2 separate regions of the Homo sapiens genome follow, and region 1 is linked to region 2. Evidence: chromatin loops called from intact Hi-C (ENCODE). Cell type or tissue: sigmoid colon. All regions are shown on one strand. Each heading gives the region's core, and the rest is flanking DNA. Links, peaks and the distances in the headings are about the cores only. Region 1 overlaps LINC01088 (long intergenic non-protein coding RNA 1088). Region 2 holds the start of LINC01088 (long intergenic non-protein coding RNA 1088).

Region 1 (5,386 bases), core at 83-5,082, 61 kb before region 2:
TGTTTTTATTTTTAGAAACCTAAAGTATATTAAAGGCCAGCATTATAGTGTAATGATTCTAGGTGTTACATTGGATCATAACATAAAGCTATCTCCCATCAGGGCACAGTGGCTCACAGCTTTAATCCTAGCACTTTGGGAGGTTGAGGCTGGAGGATCACTTGAGGTCAGGAGTTCAAGACCAACCTAGACAATATAGCAAGACATCATCTGTAAAAAAAAAAAAATAATAAAAAAATAATTATCTGGATGTGGTGGCATGCCCCTGTAATCCCATCTACTCAAGAGGGTCAAGGTTGCAGGGAGCCATGATCATGCCACTGCACTCCAGCCTGGGCGACAGAGAAGACCCTGTCTCTAAATAAATAAATAAAGCTATCTACTTTATTGCACAATAGTCAATACTAAACTCTTCTTCCCATTAAAAATTATTCTAATTTATTTTTGTCACATGTTTGTTTTAGGCAAAAATTTTCTAAATTTTGTATTCTTAGTTATTTGTGAAATATTCATCTTCTTTCTTGAAAAATCCACATATATTTTTCACTTAGTAAAAGAATAATAGAATCGCAGAAATGAAAAAAGTCTCAGAAATGAACAAAAGGCAATTAAATGATTTACTCAAAGGTACACCACTAGTGAGGCTAGTAAGTGCCAGAATCTAAGATTTTTGCTGCATAATTTGGGGCGTGTTTAACTACATTATTACTGTTTCCATCATTGGCTATTGTAGTCAAGGACTTCAAAGCATGTTTGGAAGAAAACAATTACCGAATACAAGTTCCTTTGGGCAAAAGAAAAAACTAAATTCTTGCCTTATGCAATACTTCATTTTGACCATCTTCAAATAAATCATGTTGAGAAAACAAATGTCAAGCATAGCTTAACAATAAGACCTGCCAAGACTTCATATATCAATGTGCAAAAAGGCATGGGAATACTACCAACAAGTTATTGATGACAAAATGTTATATTGGGGAATGCAGGGCAACTTTTACGTTTTACCTTGAATATTTTGCATGGTTTGAATTTTTATAGCAACCATCTTACTGCTGTAACTGTGTTAACTTTGAAACTCAAACACTATAGAAGATTCATTGTTTCACAACATTTTAAAATTGGTTTGGATCCAGCAATTTCTAAAACCTGGCTAATTTACTTTTGCATAGTGAAAAAGAGCAATTAGCAAAGAATACTTTCCTCCACAGCCATAGTCTGTTCATTTCTGGGACAGTGTTTGTGGCTCTGAATCAAAAAACATCAGAATAAACCTAATGATATTTCAGAAGTTTCAGGGATGAACACCTAAGAAATGAGAGGCATAGTTATATTTCATTCTGTAACTACGGAGCAGACGGGATGTATCACTCAAATTTATAAAATCACGAAGGGTATAAATAGATGACCACTGATTCAGTCACCATACCTTGAAAACCTAGGACTGAATCTCACCAAAAGCAAAAGGAGGAAGCTTTTAAATTAAATAAGATACTCCTCAACATAGCTAGCAGCGGTATAATTTATCCTACTGAGGATCTTTTGGAAGAAACTATGAGAACTCAGAATCTAAACATAAGAAACAGTTGAGACCAATTTACAGATATATCTGTAACAGGATATAAGAATAGCTAAATACAAATTAAATGGAACCTCAGAGTTCAAAACAATCTTTGCCATGTCTTTTTCAGTAACTAAGCACTTTTTAAAATGGGAAAAAATGCCAAAGTAGAGGAATAATAATTATAACATATTTATAAAATGCACACATTTAACAAATTAGCACGTTTAGCAGAATAACATACAACATAATATGACTGGGCTAGTCACAAGAAAGTAACAGAATTTTAAAACACAGTATAGTTTTGAGATCTGATAGATAAGAGACTGAGGTTTTATGGTGAACACCCTTCACTGTTGCCAGCATGGGACCTAAATACATAGGTCCCCCAAATTGGGACCATTTATGTACTGGAGATCTGAGCCCAGAGTGCCCCCATCCCACCACAGTGATAGCTTTTGGGTTATATTTACTTTCTGAAGGTTACTACGAGACTACAACAAAATTCTGTTGGTATCCCTGCCAGACAGAGAATATCGCATTAGATTAACCAAGGATCAGAGGTATTTTCGTATTTATTGTCTTAGGTAGACAGAGTTAATATGCCCTGGTAGCAACAAAATTTCTTGAGGACCTCAATGAAATGTTAGAAATGCAATCTCTTTTTCTTTTTTTCTTTTTTTTTTTTTAATGGAGACAGGACTCTCTCTCTGTCTCCCAGGCTGGAGCAGAGTAGCACGATCATAGCTCACTGTAATCTCAAGTTCCTAGACTCAAGCAATTCTCCTGCCTCAGCCTCCTAAGTAGCTAGGACTACAGGCATGCACCACCATGCCCAGCCAATTTTTCTCTTTTTTGTAGAGATAGGGTCTTCTTATGTTGCCCAGGCTGGTCCCAAACTCTTTGTGTCACATGACCCTCCCACCTCTGCCTCTCCATCCCTGACCCAATCTCCATTCATAAACCTACTTTCTCTGCTCTAGAAATAGAGTAATATTCAAATACTCGGAATAAGCATTCTGACATTATGGTATCAGGGTCACATAATCTCAGATGCCATGTGCATTGGCAAGCAAAGATGAAACAGATTCAATAAATGTTCAGTGACGATGAATGACTGAATATCTGGATAAACAGAAGAAAGAAGAAAAGGAAGGAGAGAAAGGAAGGAAAGAAGGGAGGCAGGGAGAGGGGTGGTTATTAAGAGAGAGGGTGGAAGTGGGGAGAGAGAGAAAGAAACAAGGAGAGAAGGAAAGAGAGCAAACAGCTGTCCATTTGGGTAGTATAAGGAATCAAACTGGATAATTCATGCCTAAACTCATGGGGACAAGTGTTGAAAAGCCTATACTGGAGAGAAGCAGTGATTTGGTAGAAACATGACTGATTTAATGTCAAAAGATTTGCCCCTAACTAGCATTGTGACCTAAGACAAGTAACAGCCTTAACCTCAGTTTCGTTTTAAAATAAAGGCATTAGGTAAGATTGTCTTTATATTTCCTTCAAGATCTATTATAGTGTGATTCCATTTCTCTTTTTGCTGTGTAGCAATTGTAATCAAATCAACGGACAGAAAAGAACCTCAGCAGATTATCAAATTAATGAGGATAAAATGAAATTGAAGATTTAAAAGCTCCTTAAAAAGTATTATATGTTCTATAAGCATTAGGTATTATTATCTCCATTATTAATACAAAGTGTCTGATGTATAAATTCTAAAATAGAAAGCACTTTAGATAAAAATTTTCCAAATGCCTAAAAGCAAGGCCATGTATCAATTTAAGCAAGTGTCAAATTTGAAATACATTTATACTTAATCTTTTTCAAATCTTTATTTAGGGTGACTTTGAAGTTCCATAATAAATAAGTCATTTATGTTTACTCTTTCTACTTGATTGTAAGGATCTTAAGAGTAGGGATCATGACATTCATCTATGTGTATATATAACCAACAGTATGAGATGACATACAAATGAAAATTAGTTATAAACTGCAAAGAGCTCTACTGACTCTATATTCCTTATAAACTATAAGCAGCAATATACACTGACCTCTAAACTGCAAAGTACAGAAAGAGAAGGAATAGGTTCTCAATATATGTTGGTTAAATTTAAATTACTGGAACCAAAGGAACTCGGTTCAGAAAGTTATGTAAAATAAAGGTGTAATCTATATAACAATGAGTCTACTAAAGAATTCTTCTCACAAGTTCATTCCAAAAAGTATTAACTTGCCAAAGATATCTAGAGTGCATAACAGTCTTGTATCTCTGATGCTAATAATAACCATAAAGTGAAGAATCCGGCAAGAAAAAAATGTTCATGAAAATAGAAAAAAAAAAAGTGAAAAACTACATTGTGTAAGATGGCTAAACAACAGCTGTTCTCTAGTTTATCAATGCTTCATCTGTGTTTCTGTAAAATGCCTGAAAGTAAAACAACTGGAATTCATTTATGAGCCCCACTTTCCATAATCTCATATTTTGTCATTATGTCAGTATTACAGTGATATAAATCTGAATTATTTGGCTCACTGTCAACATAAAATTCAAACAGGAAAAAAATGCAACAGAATGAAAAGTTTCAAAAAGTAAAATAAAACTTCTTTTCTGCGTACAAAAGCTCAGTGTCCAATCCACCCCTTGCAACAATCTCTGATTATACAATTTGATGAAATTTATGTGGACTTTGTTTATGGTACCAGTCTCCCCAGCAACATTTTAATTACTACAATTTTGAATTCCTCCCTACAATATTTGTGTAAAATTCTTATGATTTCTTTAATTGACAGCCGTCATTGGCTTGTTTTTTCAAACCTATCACTTTGAATTCCTAGTCTTGCTATTACTGCTAAAGTATCTTCTAGAAAGAAAAGGGGGAAAAAGTAGCTGACTCTAAAATATTAATATAAACTGTTCAGCGATAGAATTCAACACACTGAACATTTTTACTAGTAATTCTAATATTTTCCTATTTGCTTTATTGGGCATATTTGTGTGCTCAAAGAAATTTGCTAACAAAATGTCTGTTATAGTTAGACACAGTAAGTTAGCCTATAATTTGGAGGTACAGGACCCTACCAGGCTTAATTGGAAATGCCTGCCTTTGATCTGTTTCCTAGATGAGAGAAAGCAACCTGCATTACGGGAGAAGTTCAAAATGTCAACTGGTAGAATGCACATAATACCTGTGTAATGGCAATCAATTCATCATCAACCACTTTTTCATGATGACTTCGTCAACTGTTTATTGATTAGTTTCTCATGCACAAACACTGCAGACAGATACCAAATCATAACAAATGCCAGCTATTAAAGGGTAGGAGGGACAATGCAAACAATGCTTTCAAATAATAAAGGAATGTAAAAAAAATTAAAAATTTAAAAATCTAAACCTTTTTCTCATGATGAAGACTTTTAGATTCCACACCTCAAAAATCCCATTTTAAAAATTTATAACAAAATTGCTGCAGTAATTTATTAATACTAATATTATCCTTCTGATGGATCTTGTATTAATGCTGTTAATCTTTATCTACATCATTTAAATATTCATCACCATATTTATAGAATATTCCGCTGAAAGAAACTCAAAATAAATGGAAATGGTACTTCCAAAACCAATGGATTTAGAGAATATTCCCTTTAAGATTATAATATTTATAAGCTTGTTTGAGGACTATTTTTTAATTGAAAATTCTCCCAATGGATTTAGTATAGGATTTAACTTGAAAAGCATTTTAAATATAACTTATATATTTACTGCTAAAACCAACATTACTAAAATTCATGATTTAGTCATATTACCTGCAGGTTTACTTAGATCATTGCTC
Region 2 (5,386 bases), core at 211-5,210:
AAAAGCTTCCTTTTTGAGGGACCATTGACTCTGGGATGGAGCCCAGAAATAACCTGGTGGTCTCACTAGAGGGGTTCTGATGATTACCAGGCACCTGCAACAGAAGCCTTCAGATATGTGGACGTTTGCACTGATTGGGGGTAATTTTTCTATTTTATGCACTTTTAATGCATTTTCTATTAATCAACAAACAGAGAACACAACCCCAAATAACTGAGCAATGACCACGGCTAAAAAGCTGGAATGTGAATTCAGCTTTCCGGGATTCCCAAGCTTCTTACTGCCCACAAAGCAGGACACAGACATGCAGAGATATGTGCTCAAAAACTGTCTTAAAGCCGTATACAAAGACAGCATCACTTTGAATTATGCTACAAAACAGTGCCTGAAAGTTGTGTATGAAGTAAATTTCCATTACAAGAATCACAAATTGATATTTTATTTTGAAGCTATTTACAGAGATGTGTTACACAAGTCCTAAAAATGTGTCTCCCTGACCATGCCACATGCATGGGCAGAGGAACACAGGCACACACATGTACATATACACAAGCCCCTTCACCTGGCTGACTTTTTCATCACTCCTCATCACTTCATCAGGCAAGTCTTCCCAAACCCTCCAGACTCAGCTCAATCCCCCTCATCTTCTCATTGTCTCTGTAGCTCTTACCATAGTTGCCAACTGATTCATTATTTGTTAGCAGAATAGGATAGTGTTTAAGTGTCAGATTCTCAAGCCAATCTTCCTAGGTTCAAATATCAGTTCTGTCACCTACTGGTTGTGGGATCTTGAGCAAGCTCCTTAACCTTGCTTTGCCTCAGTTTCCTCAACTGCAAACTAGAGATCAGAGTTCCATCTTCTGGGATTATTGAGTGGAACATGTGAGATAACGCATGTAAAATATTTGGGAAAGTGTCCAGTACATAGTAAGTTCTATACAGGTATTTGCTATTATTATTTATCAGCTGTGAGCATCACTCATTATGCTGTAAGGTGCACAAAGGCTGGAATTGTTTCTGTATTTCCCACTCCTCATATCTGCTTTCAAATAGTTTTTGGAGGAAGAAAGTTGTGAAATCCCAAAGTTTCCTCTGCCATCACTAAATCTCTTCATCTCATTCACAGCTCTGCCACATTCTCTACGGTCACCACCATTGGAGTTGCTGTCACCACAGCTACCACAGCCCCTTTACTGACACATCCAAATACCTTAAGTTCAAAAGGCTGTGGCATCAGATTCAGAAAGAAGAGTGCTAATTCTAAAAGATAGCCATTCGAGCAGCAGCAATGTAACAGATGTTTTGTTGATTTAGCAATTATTTCAAAGGTAACAAAAACTCTGGCTAACAATAGAGGAGGAAGGAGCTTACGCTCCAGAAGAAACACACCAACAACTACAAATTCACAGCCACTATCCACCAAGGGGGTACAAAATAATAGTAAGAATAACAATAACAAAAACAACAATGAAAGCACTAAGATGCTTTCAAGGGAGGCACCATAGCAGAGTCGTCATGAGCACAAGACCTGGATCCTGCCAATCTGGGTCTCAAGCCCATCTCTGTTACTTACTAGCTGTGAAACGCTGAGCTGTTTCTTAATTTTTACGTGATTTAGCTTCCTCTCTGAAAAATGAAGATAAAAATAGTATCAGCACCACTACAGTATTACTATAAGGACTAAAGAATTACCTTTTGTAGAGAACTTGGAACAGTGACTGGCACATAAAAAGTATTCAATTAATGTTGGTTATTTTTGTTAATTGAAAGAGTTTTCACAGACATATCTCAAAGGACCAGCACTGAGAGTTTTCCACACATATATTATGCAGACACACACACACCCAAGACCTTTTTCCCGACACCTCACATTAACACTACACTTTGATACAGTGTGTACTCTCTCAGGCCCTTTCCTTGGGCTCTTACACAAAGCCAAGAGTTCTGCCTGTTGCTCTTTTCCCTGATGTGACTATTACCTGTGTTAAGACAGGTATCTTAACATGCATAGATCTTAAATCAATCTATGCATGGCTACCATTATTTCACTGCAGAACACGGACTAATAGTCCCAGCTTTACTTCTCAATCGAGGCTTTCTGTAAGAAGAAGAGCTTCCTATCCAGGTTTTCTTATGAACACACAAAGACCAATCTTTTATCCATGGCCTAACCCAGTGTTTACCAAACTTGAATACATCTGAAGACTTGCAAAGCTCTATCAATTTCTGTCTGAGAGACATATTCCAACCCTTAAATTTATGAAAGACTCAACAAGCTGAAAAAGCAAGCAATACAATTTCAGAGAAGTAGTTTATCCAAGGATACATGGACAGTAAAAAGTAGAACTATGCCTTAAAACCCTTCTTTTGACTTTAGTACAATGTTTTCTTTTAAATTTTATTTATTCAAGAAGTTTGGAATTTAGAAATCATGGAGATGATTGGGCAAACCTAATACTAAAGGAAAAGTCAGATAATCCATAATATCATTGCTTTTTATCCCATTAAAAAAGCTGAGAATACTAATAAAGCTAACTTAACTAAAATCTGTATAGTTATGATCCCGTTCTATAAAAGAAGAGACCAGTGAATTTTTTCATCCCTGGTGGTGCAGCAGGAAACAGAATCTACCACAGAAAAGAAAATGAGGAACTACATGAATCTTAGACAACTATTAAGACCTGTGTGTGAACTAGCTTGACATGCTGGAGTCCCAAGGAACCCATCCACACCATCAAGCTGTACTCACCTGCCAGCACTTTACCACAGGTCTTCACCAGGCACAGAGGAGGACTATACTGAAGACTGAGGGAAAGTCAAGAAATCTGAGAGAGAGAGATCCTTGAGGCATGTGAACCTTCCCTAAGTGCAAGGCAGCATCCCAGTGAAGACTGGAGTCAGGGCAGAAGAGTTAAAAGAAATCTGTCTGAGAAAGTCTAGGCCTTCACTAGGTCAAAACAGTTGCAACGGAGGCCAGAAATAAGGCAGAAGAACTGAGAACAGTTGCTCAGAGTGTTGCAAACTTTCATTAAGTACAAGGCACTGGATGCCAAAGGCTTGAAGCAGCAGAGCAAAAAGAAGAGAGACCTCCTGAGATTAATAAAGTCAGAAACAGGAAAGGAAAAAGAACTCCCTAGCAACCAAAACAGTCTGGGAGCACACAGAGATCTCTGAAATCTTGCCAGTGCTCAGATCACAAGCCCTAGTGATAGAAAAGACCTTATTCTGTTTTCAAAACATTTGAAGTCAGTGGTAAACTAATCCAACTAAAGCTGAAATAATCCCACATACCTCAAATATACAACAGATTTCCTCAACTTTCCCAAGAAAAGGTCTAACAAAAAAAGTATGCACTTTTTTAGGGTAAATAAATATTAATTTTCTCAATCTCTACTATTTTTCTCACAATATCCAACATAGAGTAAAAAATTTTGAGACCCACAAAGAGAAAAAATGTGAGCAATAATCAAATGAGAAAACAGTCAACAGGCTGAGACTCTAGAAAGCACAGACGTTAGATTTATCAGGGAGTAACTTCAGCATAACTATGATAAATATGTCAAATAATTCAGTGGAAAAGGTAGAGAGCATGCATGAATATATAGAGAATTTCAGCAGAGTAATGAAAAGTATGAAAAGAAACCAAACTGCAATGTCAAAATTTGTTTTTAAAATACACTGTCATCAAAAGAGAATACATATTAGGAGTCTAACAGGCCATAAAACACAACAGTAGCCTATTAGCAGCAGCAAAAAGCAGAAGTAAACCTGAGGACAGGTCAATTATCCAAAAATAAATAAATAAATAAAAGGGGGAATGAGTGAAAAACTTGAGTCTATGATCTCTAGGACAATATTAAGTAGCCTAGTAAATATGTAATTGCATCTGTGAGAGATAGAAAATGAGTCAGAAGAAATCCTTGAAAACATAATGGCCAAGAATTTCTCAAAATTGATTAAAAATATCAAACCTCAGCATCAGGAATCATAGTAACCCCAAAAGAGGATAAACACAAAAACAGAACTAGGCACACCATACTCACTCTGTTGATAGCCAAAGATGATACAAAAATCTTAAAAGCAGTCAGAGAAAAAAGAAACATTACACGGAAGAAAAAAATGATAAAAATTATGTCTAATTTCTCTTCAGAAACAATTACTCCAAAACAATGGAATGACATCTTTAAAGAGCTGAAAGTGAAACATGTTAGTCTGGAATTCTGTATAGGATTCTAAATAGATTCTACATAAAATTGTAGCATAGTCCTATATCCTACAAAAATGAAAAATAAAGACATTTTCATACCCTTCTCCCCAAATCAGATTTTTTTTCCAGGAGACCTACACAAGAAATGCTAAAAGAAATTCTTCAGGGCCGGGCGCGGTGGCTCACGCCTGTAATCCCAGCACTTTGGGAGGCTGAGGCAGGCGGATCACAAGGTCAGGATTTCGAGACCATCCTGGCTAACATGGTGAAACCCCATCTCTACTAAAAATACAAAAAATTAGCCAGGCCTGGTGGCAGGCGCCTGTAGTCCCAGCTACTCGGGAGGCTGAGGCAGGAGAATGGCATGAACCCAGGAGGTGGAGTGTGCAGTGAGCCTAGATAATGCCACTGCACTCCAGCCTGGGTGACAGAACGAGACTCCGTCTCAAAAAAAAAAAAAAAAGAAAAAAGAAATTATTCAACATGTACATAATAGGCACATAAAATAGGCACAACAAACCATTTGGCAAAATCCAACATCCATTCCTCATAAAACGACTCAGTGAAAAAGAAACTGAAGAGAATTTTCTCAACCAAAAAAAAGCACCTATGAAAATGTATTATACTGAAAGATAAAAGACCAGAACAAGACAAGAATTTTTACTCTCAACACTTCTATTCAACTTTGTCCTGGAAGTTTCAGCTAGTACAATAAAAAAAGAAAAGAAAAATAAATAAGCACAGAAATCAGAAAAGAAGAAATAAAACTGTCTTTATTCACAGACAATATGATCATTTGTATAGAAATGTGATGGAATCGAGAATCAAAGCTACTTGTACTAATAAGTAAGCTTAGCAAGATTTCGGGATACAAGATTGGCATATAAAATCAACTGAATTTCTATATACTAGCAACAAGTTATTGGAAATTGAATGTTTTAAATGTCGCTAATGATAACATAAAAATATATAAAATAGGGATAATGTACATAAAAGATGTGGAAAACCTATAAACAGAAATCTTAAAACATTGTTGAGAAAAAATAAAGAAAAAACAAAATAAATAGATATATTAATTAGCCAGTAATATATAAAATATTACTCAATATTTTAAAGATGTCATTTCTTCCCAAATTATTCTACAGATTCCAGCAAATTCCAATCAAAATCCCAGGAGGA

The links. A loop is a pair of places that touch in the nucleus more often than their neighbours do. Peaks named below come from ENCODE experiments on the same cell type or tissue, not always from the same donor. Only the 100,000 strongest peaks of a DNase experiment are listed, where the experiment ranks them.
Region 1: a loop joins it to region 2, with 3 times the contacts of the local background. A loop is called at or near these places in 2 of 110 quality-filtered maps.

Annotation. Positions count from the first base shown.
Region 1 is chr4:79,029,742-79,035,127 of GRCh38, reverse strand. All of the region lies in intron 2 of LINC01088 (long intergenic non-protein coding RNA 1088), which reads right to left. Among named protein-coding and RNA genes, the nearest start is that of LINC01088, 61 kb to the right of the region's middle. In sigmoid colon, for the core only: no CTCF peak of the experiment used is centred there; no DNase peak of the experiment used is centred there.
Region 2 is chr4:78,969,240-78,974,625 of GRCh38, reverse strand. LINC01088 (long intergenic non-protein coding RNA 1088) reads right to left here and starts at 2,878. Exons shown (of 6, transcript NR_038342.1): 1 at 2,750-2,878; 2 at 1,574-1,626. In sigmoid colon, for the core only: no CTCF peak of the experiment used is centred there; a DNase peak (open chromatin) is centred at 3,035.